2 separate regions of the Homo sapiens genome follow, and region 2 is linked to region 1. The links are chromatin loops, found by intact Hi-C in ENCODE. Cell type or tissue: mammary epithelial cell. All regions are shown on one strand.

Evidence for each region. Hi-C counts contacts between places; a loop is a spot of excess contacts. Peaks named below come from ENCODE experiments on the same cell type or tissue, not always from the same donor. Only the 100,000 strongest peaks of a DNase experiment are listed, where the experiment ranks them.
Region 2: a loop joins it to region 1, with 5 times the contacts of the local background. A loop is called at or near these places in 3 of 110 quality-filtered maps.

The regions. Positions count from the first base shown.
Region 1 is chr7:133,986,724-133,994,723 of GRCh38, forward strand. All of the region lies in intron 14 of EXOC4 (exocyst complex component 4), which reads left to right. Among named protein-coding and RNA genes, the nearest start is that of LRGUK, 140 kb to the right of the region's middle. In mammary epithelial cell, a CTCF peak has its summit at 4,409 (motif pointing left); a DNase peak (open chromatin) is centred at 4,378; H3K27ac peaks cover 273 bases.
Region 2 is chr7:133,743,205-133,751,204 of GRCh38, forward strand. All of the region lies in intron 10 of EXOC4 (exocyst complex component 4), which reads left to right. Among named protein-coding and RNA genes, the nearest start is that of LRGUK, 380 kb to the right of the region's middle. RefSeq lists an enhancer at 7,268-7,768. In mammary epithelial cell, no CTCF peak of the experiment used is centred here; DNase peaks (open chromatin) are centred at 3,307 and 3,857; H3K27ac peaks cover 1,247 bases.

The DNA.
Region 1 (8,000 bases):
TAGTTTGTACAGGTTTGCAAATAATTCAAGGCAATAAATAAAATGTAGGGACAGTAGTACAGAGAAATTATGAAGACTGGGGGTAGAATTAGCTGGCATTAAAGCTCCAGCTTGGAACTGGAGTATTATGGTGTCTGACACTCAACTGTGATCCCAGTGTTAGGCTTGATAGCAGCATATCCCTTAGGCATTTAAGGAGAGGAAAGAAGTTAGATGGAGGGGCTCCTGTCACTGTCCCCACTGACTTTGTAGGCCTCGTGAATCCTTAATATCACAGACCTAATGAGCATTCCTATTTTTATTTTTTTTTAAGTATTTAGTTTTGTCCAGGCAACAACATCAAAGGATTTCAGAGTTGTCTTAAGACCTGGTAACATATTGCTATAGAAGTTAGGAAGGTACTATTAATAGTTTTCTAAATAGGAAAACTGAAGATTAAAAATTAAATATTTTGGGGCTGGGCAAGGTTCCTCACGCCTGTAATCCCAGCACTTTGGGAAGCTGAGGTGAGAAAATCATTTGACCCCAAGAGTTTGAGACCAGCGTAGGCAACATAGCGAGACCCTTTCTGTACAAAAGAATTAAAAAATTAGCCAGGCGTGGTGGTGCTCACCTGTAATCCCAGCTACTTGGGAGATGAGGTGGGAGGATTGCTGTCTTAGAAAGAAAGAAAAAGAGAGAGAAAGAAAAGAAGGAAGGGAGGAAGGGAGAAAAGAGATGGAAGGAGGGAAGGAATGAAGGAAGGAGAGAAAGGAGGGAAGCGGGGAGGGAGAGAAGAAGGAAGAGGAAAGGAAAGAACTTATTTTATCCCAAGTTAGAGTAGAAAACTGTGTGGTGTCTTTCACCTCTGTACAAATAGGAAGAGGATTTGGAAATCATTATTATACCAAAATTTGATCTTCTAAAATGTTTTCAATGAGAAAATCTCATGGGATCATTCTTCACTGTCTTTTTCTATCTTCTAGAAAGTTTGAATTCACAGTGTTAACCTTTCCTTTCGTGCCGAGATAACCATCTTTCCCTTTTCAATTTCTCACTTGCCTGACAGCTGATACCAGTCTAAGCTAATATTGTAACAATTTTAGATAATATTGCAGATGCACAAGGACATCCTCATATGAATCAATTAAAGAAGTCACAGTGAGTTGCCATTGAAAGTGTGGCAGCTGCATCCTTGAAAGCAGATGCTCTTCTGGGTCTGAATGAGTCCAATTTTAACTAATTTTAAGACCTAAACAGATTTCAGTCTGGTTAATATTAGGATGTGGAACCACTTGAGACATCCTAATGTCCTAGTCTGATTACTTCTCCATGACAGTTTGTATGTTGACTTTCCTTGAGAGATGCTGGGTACTTAATGCCAGGCATTTTTATGTCAATCGTAAAGAGAGACCCCAAGTCATGGCTGCAGCAAAGTGCACTGACAACTCGTGAAATTGAAGTGGCTTCTAACAGCAGCATGATTTATAGGGAAAGAACTTGGGGTATAGGGATTCACCAGAATTGCTTTAAACTATATTTCTGTTAGATTCCTGAATCCCCAGAAACAGGCTATAATGAACTACTTCCCCATCCCTACTCTCTCTCTAGATTATACTCAGAAAACTAAGGAGAAAGTTAGAGTTGTAAATGGCAAGTTGCTCCTTCTTTTTTCTGATTTTTCTTTAACAATCTGTTATTATGTTCTTTGTCATATTGCATTGGTCAGTTTAATTAAAAAGGCATTGATTGAGCTTCTGTAATGCCTCTAGTTATTCTGCTGGCCTTGAATGGGGGAAAATATATATAATACATAATTCTTTCACTGAAGTAATTAATGATCTGGAAGGGAGACATAGTTAATGGAATATACCTTCTATTCTAGAATTGAGAGGGGTAGGGGAACATCCAGAAGAGCCATTGACCCTTCCTGGGGAATCAGAAAAGACTTTCTGAGCCAGAGAAGGCATGAATAGTTTTGAAAGAGGAGTAAGAGCCATCAAAGGTGTAGAATCATGAGACAGCATGATATGTTTAGGAAATTTGCTTTAGACAGGTGGTAAATCAAACGGCCCAGGGTTGGAGAGGGGATACGCTGAAGAGAAAAAAGAAAGTGGTAAGAGATGGAGAAAATCTGGAGGGTTGGACAGAAATAAAAAATCTTGGAAAGCTTTGCTAAGGAGCTTAGACTTGATCATATAAGCCTTGGGAAACACTGATGTTATTTATACAAGAAATTAACATAGTCAAATTTGTGTTTTGGGTAAATAACTTATCTGACTCATATTTAATTAGATAAAAGGGGGCCAGGTAAGAAGCAGAGACACCAGTCAGGTAACTATTGCAGTAGTCCATGGAAGAGATGGGGTCCAAACCAAGAAAGTGGCAGTAGATAACAGAAAAGAAAAAATAAATATTAAGAAAATATTTGTAAATAAAATTGGTACAAATTTTTCTTTGCTAGAGAGAGTCAAAAATTACACTCACGTTTGCAGCTGGGATTCCCAGATTGATGTATCACCTATAAAAAGAGAATTCAGGATAGAGAACAGATGCTAAAGAAAGATAATGAGTTTAGTTTTGAACACATTGCATTTGAGATGCCTATGGGATATACAGGTAGCAGTATCTTGCAAATCATTAATCAAATAAGGTTTAGGAGCCATCATTTCATGGATAATAGTGTAAACAATGAAAAGGGATGAGCTCACTCAGAACATATTGGCAAGTAAGGAATACCACTAGAGGAAAAAGTCCCCAGAAACACCGGCATTATGGATGGACTAAAGGAAGGGGATTCAGTGAAGGAAACTATGGAAGAAATGCCAGAGAGAGAAAACAACACCCAGAAGAGTATGCCATATAAGCCAAAAGAAGATGATTTCAAGAAGTAAAGGGCCAGTGAATTCAGAGATAGCAGAGAGCCTGCATGAGATGAGGACTGAAGAGCAGCCAGTAGATTTGGCAATTACAGTATCATTGATGGCTATTACCAGAAAAGTTTTGAATAAAAAGGTGAGGGCAGAGTCAGATTGTGGCACACTGAAGAGTTAATAGGAGGTGGGACTGGAGAAAGTCAGTGTTGAGATTCTTTTGAAGTGTTTGTTGAGGACTAACAGGGAGCAGGTAGGACAAAGGGCCTGAGGAGAACAGCGCGAATTTGGAAAAATTGCTGAGAAAGGGAAGGAGGTAGCCAAGCACCAGGGAAAGGATTGACAAGTGGTACCGCAAGCTTCTTTTGAAATTAAAATCCAGAACGTTTTAGTGGCAACAATCTATACATTTTTGTCTTTTTAAATTAATATATTATAGCTGTACGTATTTTGGGGGTACATGTGATATTTTGATAAATGTATACAATGTATAATGATCAAATCAGGGTAACTGGGATATCCATCACCTCAAACATTTATCTTTTCTTTATGTTGAGAACATCACAATTCTCTTCCATCTATTGTGAAGTATACAATAAATTATTGTTAAGTATAATTACCGTGTGGTACTGTCAAATACTAGAACTTATTTCTTCTAAGTGTATTTTTGTGCCCATTAACTAACTTTCCCCTCCCCCCCCCACCCCTTTTTATTTCTCAGCCTCTAGTAATCACCATTCAGCCTCCATGAAATTCCCTGTTCAGGTCCCACATTTGAGTGAGAATGTGTGATATTTGTCTTTCTGTGCTAGCTTATTTCACTTAATATGATGACCTTCAGTTCCATCCATGTTGCTCGAATGACAGGATTTTATTCTTTTTGTTTGTTTTTGAGATGCAGTCTCACTCTGTAGCCCAGGCTGGAGTGCAGTGGCGCAATCTCGGCTCACTGCAACCTCCTCCTCCTGGGTCCCGGTTCAAGCAATTCTCCTGCCTTAGCCTCCTGAGTAGCTAGGATTACAGGCACGTGCCACCATGCCCAGCTAATTTTTGTATTTTTAGTAGAGACAGGGTTTCAGCATGTTGGCCGGGCTGGTCTTGAACTCCTGACCTCGTGATCCACCCACCTCGGCCTCCTGAAGCGCTGGGATTACAGGCATGAGCCACTGTGCCCCACCAGGATTTTATTCTTTTTATGGGTGAATAATATTCCATTGTGTATATCTACCACATTTTCTTCCACCATTCATGAATTGGTGGATATTTAGGCTGGTTCCCTATTTTGGCTATGGTGAATAGTGCTGCAACAAACATGGGAGTGCAGATGTCTCTTTGATATACTGATTTCCTCTCTCTTGGATATACCCAGCAGTGAGATTGCTGGCTCATATAGTAGTACTATTTTTAGTTTTTGAGGAAACTGCATGCTGTTTTCCATAATGGTTATACTAATTTACATTCCCACCAACAATGTATGAGCATTCTTCCTTCTCCACATCCTCACCAGCATTTGTCTTTTTTATAATAGTCATTCTCACTGGTGTGAGATGATGCCCCCTTGTGGTTTTTATTTGCAGTTCCCTAATGATTAGTGATGTTAAGCATTTTTTTCATATACCTGTTGGCCATTTGTATGTCTTCTTTTGAGAAATGTCTATTCAGGTCTTTTGCCTATTTTTATAGTCAGATTATTTGTTGTTTTTTTTGTTTTCGTTTTTTGTTTTTTGTTTTTGCTATTGAGTTGTTTGAGTCCCTTACATATTCTGGTTATTCATCCCTTGCCAGGTATATACTTTGAAAATAATTTGTTTCATTATATATGTTGTCTCTTCACTTTGTTGATTGTTTCCTTTGCTTTGTAGAAGCTTTTTTGGCTTGGCGTAATCCCATTTGTTTATTTTTGCTTTTGTTGCCTGTGCTTTTGAGGTCTTACCCAAAAATCTTTGCCCATATCAATGTCCTGTAGCATTTCCCCAATGCTTTTTTCTAGTAATTTCATAGTTTTTAGGTCTTATGTTTAAATCTTTAATCCATTTTCAGTTGACTTTTTTAATAAGTTAAAAAATGAGCATCTAGTTTCATTCTTTGGCATACAGATAGCCAGTTTTTCCAGTACCATTTATTAAAGAAACTGCCCTTTCCCCAATGTGTGTTCTTGGTGCCTTTGTCAAAATGAATTGGCTGTTAAGTGTGTGAGTTTATTTCTGGGTTCTCTATTCTGTTCCATTGGTCTATGTGTCTGTTTTTTATGCCAATACCATGCTGTTTGGGTTACCATAGCTTTGTAGTACAATTTGAAATCAAAGTAGTGTGATGCCTTCAGCTTTCTTGTTTTTGCTCAGGATTGCTTTAACTATTCTGGGTCGTTTGTGATTCCATTTGAATTTTAGGATTCTTTTTTCTATTTCTGTGAAGAATGTCATTGGTATTTTGATAGGGATTGCATTGAATCTGTAGGTTGCTTTTGGTACTATAGACATTTCAATAATATTAATTATTATTTCAATCCAGGAGTGTGCATATCTTTCCATTTTGTGTGTGTGTCTTCAATTTCTTTCATCAGTGTTTTATAATTTTCCTTGTAGATGTCTTTTACTTTGATTAAATTTATTCGTAGGTTTTTCTTATTGTAAATTGGATTTTTTTTCTTGATTTCTTTGGTGGATTGATTGCTGTTCGCATCTAGAAATGCTACTGGATTTTTGTTTTGTTTGTTTGTTTTTTTGATACAGGGTCTGACGCTGTTGCCTAGGCTGGAATGCAGTGATGCAATCTCAGCTCACTGCAACTTCTGCCTCCCAGGCTCAAGTGATCCTCCCGCCTCAGCCTCCTGAGTAGCTGAGATTATAGGCACCCGCCACCAAGCCCGGATAATTTTTGTACTTTTATTAAAGACAGGGTTTCACTATGTTGGCCAGGTTGGTCTCTAACGCCTGGTCTCAAGTGATTTGCCCGCCTCAGGCTCCCAAAGTGCTGGGATTACAGGCATGGGCCACCGCACCTGGCCTGATTTTTGTATGTGGATTTTGTATCCTGCAACTGTACTAAATTCATTTACCAGTCCTAAGAGTTTTGGGGTGGAGTCTTTAGGATTTTCTAAATATAAGATCATGTCATCTGCAAACAAGGATAATTTGATTTCTTCCTTTCTATCTTGGATGCCGTTTCTTTCTTTATCTTACCTAATTGCTCTGGCTAGGATTCCAGTACTATGTTGAATAAAAGTGGTGAAAGTGGGCATCCTTATCTTATTCCAGAACTTAGTGTAAGGCTTTCAATTTTTCCCCATTCAGTATATTAGCTGTGGGCCTGTCATAGATGGCCTTTATCATGATGAGTTATGTTCCTTCTATACCCAGTTTCTTGAGAGTTTTGATCATGAAGGGATATTGAATTTTATCAAGAACTTTTTCTGGCATCTGTTGAAATGATCATATGATTTTTGTCCTTTATTCTGTTGATGTGATGTATCGCATTTATTGATTTGCATATGTTGAACCATCTTTTCATCCCTGGGATGAATCCCACTTGATCACAGTGAATGATATTTTTAATGTGTTGTCAAATTCTATTTGCTAGCACTTTGTCAAGGATTTTTGCATTTATATTCATCAGGGATATTGGCCTGTAGTTTTCTTTTTTATTGTTTCACTTTGTCTAGTTTTGGTATCAGCGAACAATATGTTCTTTTGTTTTCCTGTCAAATGATGAGTTGTAGAATTGACTCAATGTTACATGAGTTTTAGGACAATTATAGTGAAAGAAAAGTATTCAAGGGAGTTGAGGTTTATGGTCAAAGAGTAGCTCAGGGAATCAACCATGCAATCCATGCTGAGGATCCTAAGAGGGACTTTTTCTACCAGGAGAAAATGAAGGGATTACAGCATTAAAGTTATAATGGAAATGAGGGTGGGAGAGAGTTGAAAGAAGAAAAGTTTTTGATCTGAGAATATGATACTAGAATTTAAAATTTCAGAGGTTGAAAACAGGATTTAACTTGGCAGCAAGTTATTAATATATATTTTTAATTTGCAGTGATTTAAAGAGGTGTTTGTTTTTCTAATATAGCAAAAAGTCTGAAGTCAAGCAGTTGCTTCTTTTGGCCAATGGTCCAACAATACTTAGTCCAGCACCTCTCTGATTCTTGGTCTTTTCCTCTTAATAGGAAGATGATGCAACTTCAGATACCTCAATCAAATCAGAAAAGCAGGGAAAGTGGGAGCAAGTGGTGGCCACAGCCTCAATTCTCCTTTTATCAGGAAAAACAAAAGACTTCCCAAAAGCCACAAAAGACTCTACTTAGGGGGTCAGTGGACAGACTATGACACACGACCACCTCTAGCAACAAATAGGGCTGAGAATACAAATATTTAGCCTTCCAGAATCTGTAATGGAGTGAGCAAGGGAGAGAATGGAACTGGAAGTAACTGTTGGTTCGCCAAAAAGGCAGTGTCTGCTCCAAAGACCAATGTTCAGCTTCCTTTCGTGGAACAATGTTTATGTAGTACAGAAAGCCACAATCATCCTGCCACAAACAGCTAACTAGGTGACTTAAAGATGCATGCTTTATGATGTTCCCCTCCCTGTGCCCATGTGTTCTCACTGTTCAACTCCCACTTATGAGTGAGAACATGCAGTGTTTGGTTTTATGTTGCTGTGTTAGTTTGCTGAGGATGATGGTTTCCAGCTTCATCGATGTCCCTGCAAAGGACATGAACTCATTCTTTTTTATGGCTGCATAGTATTCCGTGGCATATATGCACCATGCCTATCGGGGGGAGGAGGGCAAGGGGAGGGAGAGCATTAAGACAAGTACCTAATGCGTGCGAGGCTTAAAATCTAGATGATGGGCTGATAGGTGCAGCAAACCACAATGGCGCCTGAATAACTGTGAAACAAACCTGCACGTTCAGCACATGTATCCCAGAACTTAAAGTAAGCTAAAATAAAAATAAAAGATGGCATGCTTTATGCAGTGGTCACAGGAGGAACAGACATACTAGGAATGATCTGATGTCATCCATCCCTAGTATTAGGAAAACAGCTCAAAGTGCATGTCTTCATAAAGCGATCAAGCACTTACATATTTAAAGCCCAATACGCGTGGGCTCTTCTGATATGAAGGGTAATACTATAGATAAATATACA
Region 2 (8,000 bases), 240 kb before region 1:
AATTAGGCTAAAGCTGCTGCTTATGGGTTTTCAATAATTACTTTAGCTTCCTCTTGTTTTCCCATCTCCAGAAAAATAGGGCCTGATTGAAGGCCCTGATTGAAGGGCCTGGGTCGTGTTTGACTGAGGACATGTCAAAATTATACAAAGCCAAGCAGGAAATAAAATTAAGCTGTATTTGTTTTAGAGCAGTAAAAGGGGCTTTGCATGATGGCATGGGAAGAATAGATGTTGATTTAAATGTACCCCTTAGCAGCTGTGCCATTGTTGGTACCTGTTTCATGTCATCAGTTTCTGTACTACTGGCAGTAGCCCACTCAAAAGCACTATGACATGTCATGTATTAAATTAAAGCTCCAGAGGAAGATAGCGAATGGATTTCTCCCCAAAACATCAGGATATGTTTGGAAACTAGATGCCATCCTTTATGAAACCATGAAATTAGTCAAAACCCCCCCATGGTTGCCATTGTGGGCCATACTTGGGCCATTGTTCTTTATGGACATAATTGCTAGAGATCACTGTCCATTTAGTGAGGCTTAATCAACAAGCCACACACATTGTGTGAAGGAGTCTAATCTTTGGTTTTGAGCTACTTGGGTGTTTTCGTGCCCTGATGCTGTGAAATCTTCTAAATACATCAGAGCCACCCTGCTTCTCACTGCTGCTTAGTAGGTTGGTGTGTCTGCCTCCTAGGGGAAGGAGAAAACCAGAGGATTTCCTAGTTTTGGAGAGAGAACTCTGAGGAGGAAGGATAGGCTACTGAGAGAGAGATTTCATTTTTTATGTTCATTTACAGTCTTCATTTGCACTATTTCTGTCAGCTCAAAGTACTTTATAAACTTTACAACCAAATTATGTACCAACATCATTTCATTCATTGCTGATATATAGCTGTTAAACATCTGCCAGGTACACATTTCCTGGAGGCAAAAAAAAAAAATGTGGAAGAGAATTAGATCTTGTTAAATGTTCAGAGAAAATGTAGATATGGGGCATATTATATGAAGATATTTATTGAGCACCTATGTACAAGGCATTATAGAAGACATCTTAGGTACAGGAAATATAGCAAACTCTTAACTCTGCCCCTCATCACCGCTGCCCCCTTGAACCTCCCCTCCTTCCCTCCTAAGTTTGTTAATCAAAAGTGAGTAATAGAGCCAGGATTTGAATCCAGGAGAGTCTGATTTAAAAGCACAAACCTTTCATTACGATTTTTACTTGATGTTTAAAAGAAAGCCTCTCTAGGGGAAGAAGAAATGTACGAAGCTGGTATTAACTCAGTGAACCCAAAATCTAACTGATGATAGAGTTGTTGGTTTGGGAGAGTGAGATAGAAGAGTATTGAATTAAATGTACATGCCCAAAGGCATTGAAAAGTTAAGATGAGGAAGCACAGATAGTACTAGAGCTTTGATGAGAACTGTTGTTAATTATTTTTAATGCCACAAATGGCTTTATATTATTCCACCACTGGTTAAGCTTGCATGTGTGAATCCCTGCTGTCTGTAAAACCTCCAGCAAGTAAAACCTTTGCTGATTGGTGACTTGGCTCTGTCATTTTTATAAGACTGTACCGAGGCTCGCAGAAAATGCTTGATTCTATACACCCTTTAGCTAAGGCCAATGAATTGCACATGCAGCCAAACCTGGACAAAGCTGATCGCTACATTTTTGCTGCTTTTTGCTCATGATCCCAAGCGTATAGAAGGTTCTAGCTGATGATTTCATGGTGAAACTAGTACATAATAAGCATTTGTGTTTTTTACTTAAAAAAAAGTTATTCCAAATGCATAATCACTTCTGGATCAGCAATGTCTAGAAATTTGCCAAGGAGATAATTTTTGAAAGTTCACTTTTTCTCCCCTTTCTTGATCCTTTTTATTTAATCATTCCCAGGAAAGGTTCTTTCTACTGCTCTGCCTTTTTTCTTTTATTTTTGTTGCTTCCATTGTCACTCCATATTTTTTGTCTTTACCGTTTTGATTTTCACCCTATAGAAAGTTTGTGTGCCAAATACCAAATAAGAATGATGGGATATTATGCAAGCACTAAGGCAGTAGAGTGTAGTTATGTAATAAGAGCTTACACTCGAGTACAGCTGCCTGGTTTGAATCTCAACTGTTCTTTTAATTAATTATATAATCTTTAGTAAGTTCTTTAAACTTACTGTCTAATTTTATCTATAAAATGAGAATTATAGAAGTATCTATCTTCTAGCATTGTTATCAATATTAAATGACTAACATATAGGAAGTATTTTGTACACAGTGTTCTATAAATAAATGTTAACCTATTTAATAACAAAAACTTATTAAATTATGTCTGTAAGGTATGTGTAATGATACAGAAAATGTTCATGAGAGAACTTTAAGAAACAGGATATAAAGTGACGTGATCACAGCTATTAAAACAAGCATTTAAACATTTTTGAAAAGACTGGAATAAAATAGGACAAAATATTAATTATGGTTTATTTTAGAACTATTGCCTCCTGTTACTCTTTTTTTTTTTTTTTTTTTCCTGTTTGGGTTACTTATCACAATCCACAGTTATAGTATTGGTCTATTTAGTTGGTTTTGATGGTCTCTCCTTCTAGCATGTATGTTTTAAATGAGAAAGGACTCAAGTCAATCTTTTTCTACCATTATATATTGTGTCTAATGCCAAGTGTCTGGCACAAGACTTCTCTTCAATAAGTACGTGTTAAGTGAATATGTTTACCTCTTACTTTTCTGTGTTTTTCAGTCATATTAACAGAAAATCCCTGTTACAACATTTTTTAAAAAGGCTATTTTTAAAACATTAGCTCAGCTTTGTTAAAGGCTTAAAATAGGTAACCTTAAAAGTATTACCCTATAGTTCATGGTAAAGTATCAAAGAAGAAGAAAAAATTTCTCATATTACATGTTCACTTGTTTTGTTTTGTTTTTAGAAGTGGCCATTCCAACTCACAGCCTTTATTTATTTTAACTTTTTGATGTTTTTCTTGTTAGCTTTTAATCAGTCTGAGAAAATCCTAGGTATATTTAATTTTCCCCTATTCTGTTTTACACAAACTAAAGCTCTTCCTTTTTGATTAGGATAGTTAGTTTCAAGTGACATAAAGAACTTTCGTTACTTTGCTAGTTAAATGTTACCTTAAAGCCTTATTGTAGGTGAGGAAATATCCCTTTTTTTAATTCCAAAAATTGTAGCATGATTAATGAACTCACAGATTCCTTTAGTGGTTTACTCTGTGTTAATTATCCCAGTGCCAGAGTTTCTACCTAGTATGCTTTGACTCACTGGGCCACAGTGCATTTCTGCCTAAGGCTGGGTTACATGTAACTTACCTGCAGATATGCCAGTGAGAGGAATACGTGTTTCTTTGCCAGAGACTTTGCTTTCCAGTAAAACTTGGCCTTGGCATTCGTTGTTGAGGTTCATAAGGTTTTCTGTTAGCTCTGTAATTCAGTGCTCATTTTTAAAGATGAAACTTCAGTGAAATAGGATTGTAACGATACACACAGGTTCATACAGAGAAAATTCAAACAGAATGCAGAAACCTTCTCATCTGTTACTAAAAAATTTCAAAGCCAGAGATGCAGCCCATCTTTCTCGTGATTCCTCATTCAACTGCCAGACTGACAGCAGGAAATTCTACCATGATCCTTATGAGTCAGGGCAGCGTTTTCTCTTTTCTAAAGAGGGTCTCACTGAAGGACTTTAGAGAAAGCAAAAACAGGAGATGAGAGAAAGAGAGAAGGAAATAACTTGAGGAAAGTCAGAGGTTCAGACTGGTGTTTATTGACTGGGTAATACTAGTAGTACAACTACACCTGGGGAATGTTAGGAATTAGGTCCAGACAAAAGGTATGTTGTTTGAAGCAGCACTTAGAAAAACATCCACTTCTCTGAATCTTTGGTTGAAGTGACGTAATTAGATGTGCATAATGAATCTTCCAGTAGCATTTTGTTACTCTGAAGGTCTGAGACTTTTCTGAGCCCTTAACTCCAAGTTGGTAGTATCTTCAGTTTTCTGAAATACCATGCTATTATTGCTCTATATTAAGATCTGTTGTTTAATATAATATTGGAAAGTATTGCAGCGAACACACCTAAAAGTAATTACTATTGAAAGTAATGTAGTCCAGAATAAAGACAACTGTACGCTGAGTAGAAGGAATAAATGGTACAGGTTGAATTTTTCTTATGGCAGTGGTAGTACTGTTGGGGATGGTGGTCACTATCACTGTTATTTTATTTTTCTTACAGGGAATAAACTTGGCATGTTTAACTTGTGGTTAGAACGCCAAGAAGACTAATATTATAGTATATAGTAACATTTATTTAAAATCACACTAGAAATAGTCATAGAAATTGATATGCTGTATCAAATGAAATAATTTGTGAATTGATTTTGAAATGCGTGTACATTGAAGTGTATGTTGGTAAAATGATGATGGTGATGTACCTTTCTGACCTTGGTGTATTCATTTACCCTTGTCAAAAAATAAAGGTGATTTGAGCTGTTTTGCTCCTCAGAGGATCCAACTGACCATATAACCTGACTTCCTAGCCACTCTGTTGCTCCCCGCTCCTTCATCCCCACGCCAACATAACTGCTCCTATTCTGAGACAGTGTTTTAAATCTGTATTATTCAGCAAGAAAAACACAACAGTCAGGGAGAATATCAATTATTTTCTTGCCTATCCGTACCATCACATAATTGCAACATCTACATCCTGATCGAAGATTTGGTCTTTCAGATTCAGAATGTCTCATTAGCTTTTTGCTCCCTGTCTCATACTGAAAAAGGAGAATCTAAACAGTCACAAAGACTAGCAGACCAGTAGATTTTCTCTTCCCGGGGGCATATACCTAAATCTTTGTGCTAGACCAGCCCTATTTGCAGATCTAAGAGCTGCTGGTGTATTATGACCAGAGACACTGCAAAGCCTGTATTGCCCCCAGATTTTTGTTTTCACTGATCAATTATTGACCTGTCATCTTTCTACCTGGCCTAAGATTTCTACCATGATAGTTAATACTTTGGCTTAGACAATGAACCTGAGGATTTTTTTTCAAGAATGATACAGTTTTGAAGAAAGACCTTAGATCTTAGAACTCTACAGTGACCCTTCTTCACTAACACACTGTATCAGTAATCTAGGAGAGTATGAGCTAGGCAGGTTTCAACATGGGGAAAGTGAAGCCTATCAATCAATGAGCCCCAGGGATGAGAGGAACCACATGAAGGCCCAGATTGCCTAGGCATTGCAGAGTTGCACTGGGGTCCCCAAAATTACTCCCAGGTTTGGAGATTCACTAGAAGGACTTATGGAACCTTAGCATGTAATTTTATTTATGGCTATGATTTATTACAGTGAGGTAGTAAGGTTACTCAACTGGATAACAAGGGGAAAAAGCACAGGTGTTGAGGTCTAGAGAAATCCATGTACAGGCTTCCTGTGCTCTCTCCCTTCCCTGAGAGGGTCATATAGAGCACAGTCTTCCCCAACAGACAAAAATGCAGCATTTGCGAGAGATTCAGTGCCTAAGATAAGGGACTTGTCACCTGGTCACGTCAGCAACTCTCTCACTAGCATAAACCAAAATTTCAGACTTCCAGAAGGAAATCAGGTATTTGGCATAAACCATGTTATTTGCACAGTCTAGCATAGGAAACTACCCTTATCAGTCAGGGAAAGGTAAGCTCACTTCCAAAACCCTAGTTCCCAAATGCTACTCCAAGGCCAACCTTGCAGACAGGCCCTTCTTAAGATAGCAGCCTCAGACTGCACAAAGATAAGTACTTGGCTTCAAGGATTTCAGTGGATAGGCAACATGTAAAAATAGGCTCAGGAGCCTGGACAGTTGCTGCCTGTTTTCATACATGAGAGATAAATACTTTTGTGCTTGCATTCGTACATATAACTCACTATTAGTAATCTAAGGGAACTTCATTACTTGGAAATTAAATTCAGGAGATTTAGGTGCCCTGCTCTTTTGTTTGAGAATCACTGCCCTCTGTGATAGGCTTTTCACTGGAGCCTGAAGGGATGATGGAAAGGAGAGATATTCCCCCAGATGGCCTACTTTACAATTTTATCCATATCTCTGGGTCCTGATGGATGGTGGCCCATATTTAAAAGCTTTCCGCATAATCAGAATGAAGAACTCTAAAAATGTGACTTAATTGTTTTGAGTCTTTTTTTTTGAGCCAGAGTCTCACTCTGTCTCTCATTGTGGAGTGCAGCAGCATGATCTCGGCTCATTGCAACCTCTACCTCCCAGGTTCAAGTGATTCTCATATCTCAGCCTCCGGAGTAGCTGAGACTACAGGGGCGCACCACCACACTCAGATAATTTTTTGTATTTTTAATAGAGATGGGGTTTCGCCATGTTGGCCAGGCTGGTCTTCAACTCCTGACCTCAGGTGATCCACCCACTTTGGCCTCCTAAAGTGCTGGGATTACAGGCATGAGCCACCAGGCCTGGCCTGTTTTGAGCTTGTTCAATCTATGTCATAAGTAAACCTAATCTTGTTAAACTTCAAAGGAATAATATTGTGTCTAAAATTTCAATTCAAGCACTGAGCATGATATGAACTAGTATCTTAACATCAAACCAATGGTCAATTATTTTTCTAAGCTAAATTGCTTCTCCTTTTACAGTACCTTGAGGTTCAGTAGAAGACGAACCCTAACACTTGTTTAAGATATTCTGCTCTCCCTTATTGGGCTTCCTAAAGGTGGTTGGCAGTTTTTTTTTTTTTTTTTTTTTTTTTTTTTTAACCAGTGGATTTTGGTGCCATGAACTCTAAGCAGATAAGCCACTGAGACCAAAATGGGATTGCTTTAAATTTAGCAGAAGTGAAGGAATGGTACAAGGCCTAATGTGTTTTTCTTGGGTCATAAGCAGAGAAGGGAGGTTGTATATTAGAATTATCTGAGGACTCAGATTACATGGGCTTCTGTTTCTCCACTACATCCACTTCCCATTGTCTCCTTTCCCTGAAGACTCTGGATTCTGTGTGTCCTTAACAGTGAGCCATTGTCATGATCATGGATGGAAATGTGCTTGATATTTCAAGCATATTTAGATCTCGATGTGTTTAAGGATCATTGACCTGAAACACTTTTCAGGGTATCCATTGAACTCCATTTCCTTAATAGGTCTTACACTCTTTTGGTTTTATATGGTGTTCCCTAATCGGAGATTCAGAGCACCATTGGTAGCTCACTTTCTTCTGTAATGAATATATATGTAAAGCAGAATGCCTGTGGTGCTTCATGCTGTGAGGAATCCAGCTTTAAAACTATGGTGTAGGTAGTGTGCTGCTAGAGAACGTGAGTAACTGTTGTGTGAGGGGATTATGGACTTGTTTTTAACCTTTTTTTTTTTTGAAATAGGGCCTCATTCTGTCTCCCAGGCTGGAGCACAGTGGCACAGTCATGGCTCACTGCAACCCAAATCTCCTGGTTCAAGTGACCCTCCCACCTCAGCCTCCCAAGTAGCTGGGACCATAGGCTCACACCACCATGCCCAAATAATACAGTTTATTTTCTGTAGATAGGGGATCTCCCTATGTTGCCCAAGCTGGTCTCAAACTCTTGGGCTCAAGCTGTCTTCTTACCTTGTCCTCCCAAAGTGTTGGGGCTTACAGGTATGAGCCACTGTGCCCAGCCTTGAACTTTTTTGATGGGAAAACTTACAAAGACCCATTTTTGGAGAAGATAAAGTTTCCTGAAATACAAGAATCACACCACTTGGACAGACGTTGTTTGTATTTCACGCCCACACAAGTGTGTTAGTGTGGAGAAGGACCATTTTGGAAGAAAGTACTTTTTCCTCTGAACTGGTTTCCTGAATCCTTTTGAGTTTCATGTTTTATGGAAGACCATCAAAATATTTGGAAGGCCAGCTTATTTCATGGTCACAAAGGCAGCTTTAATTGCTTGCATAAAGTTGGAGCTTGTCTTTCTCCTTTTCCAACAAAGTGACATTTATT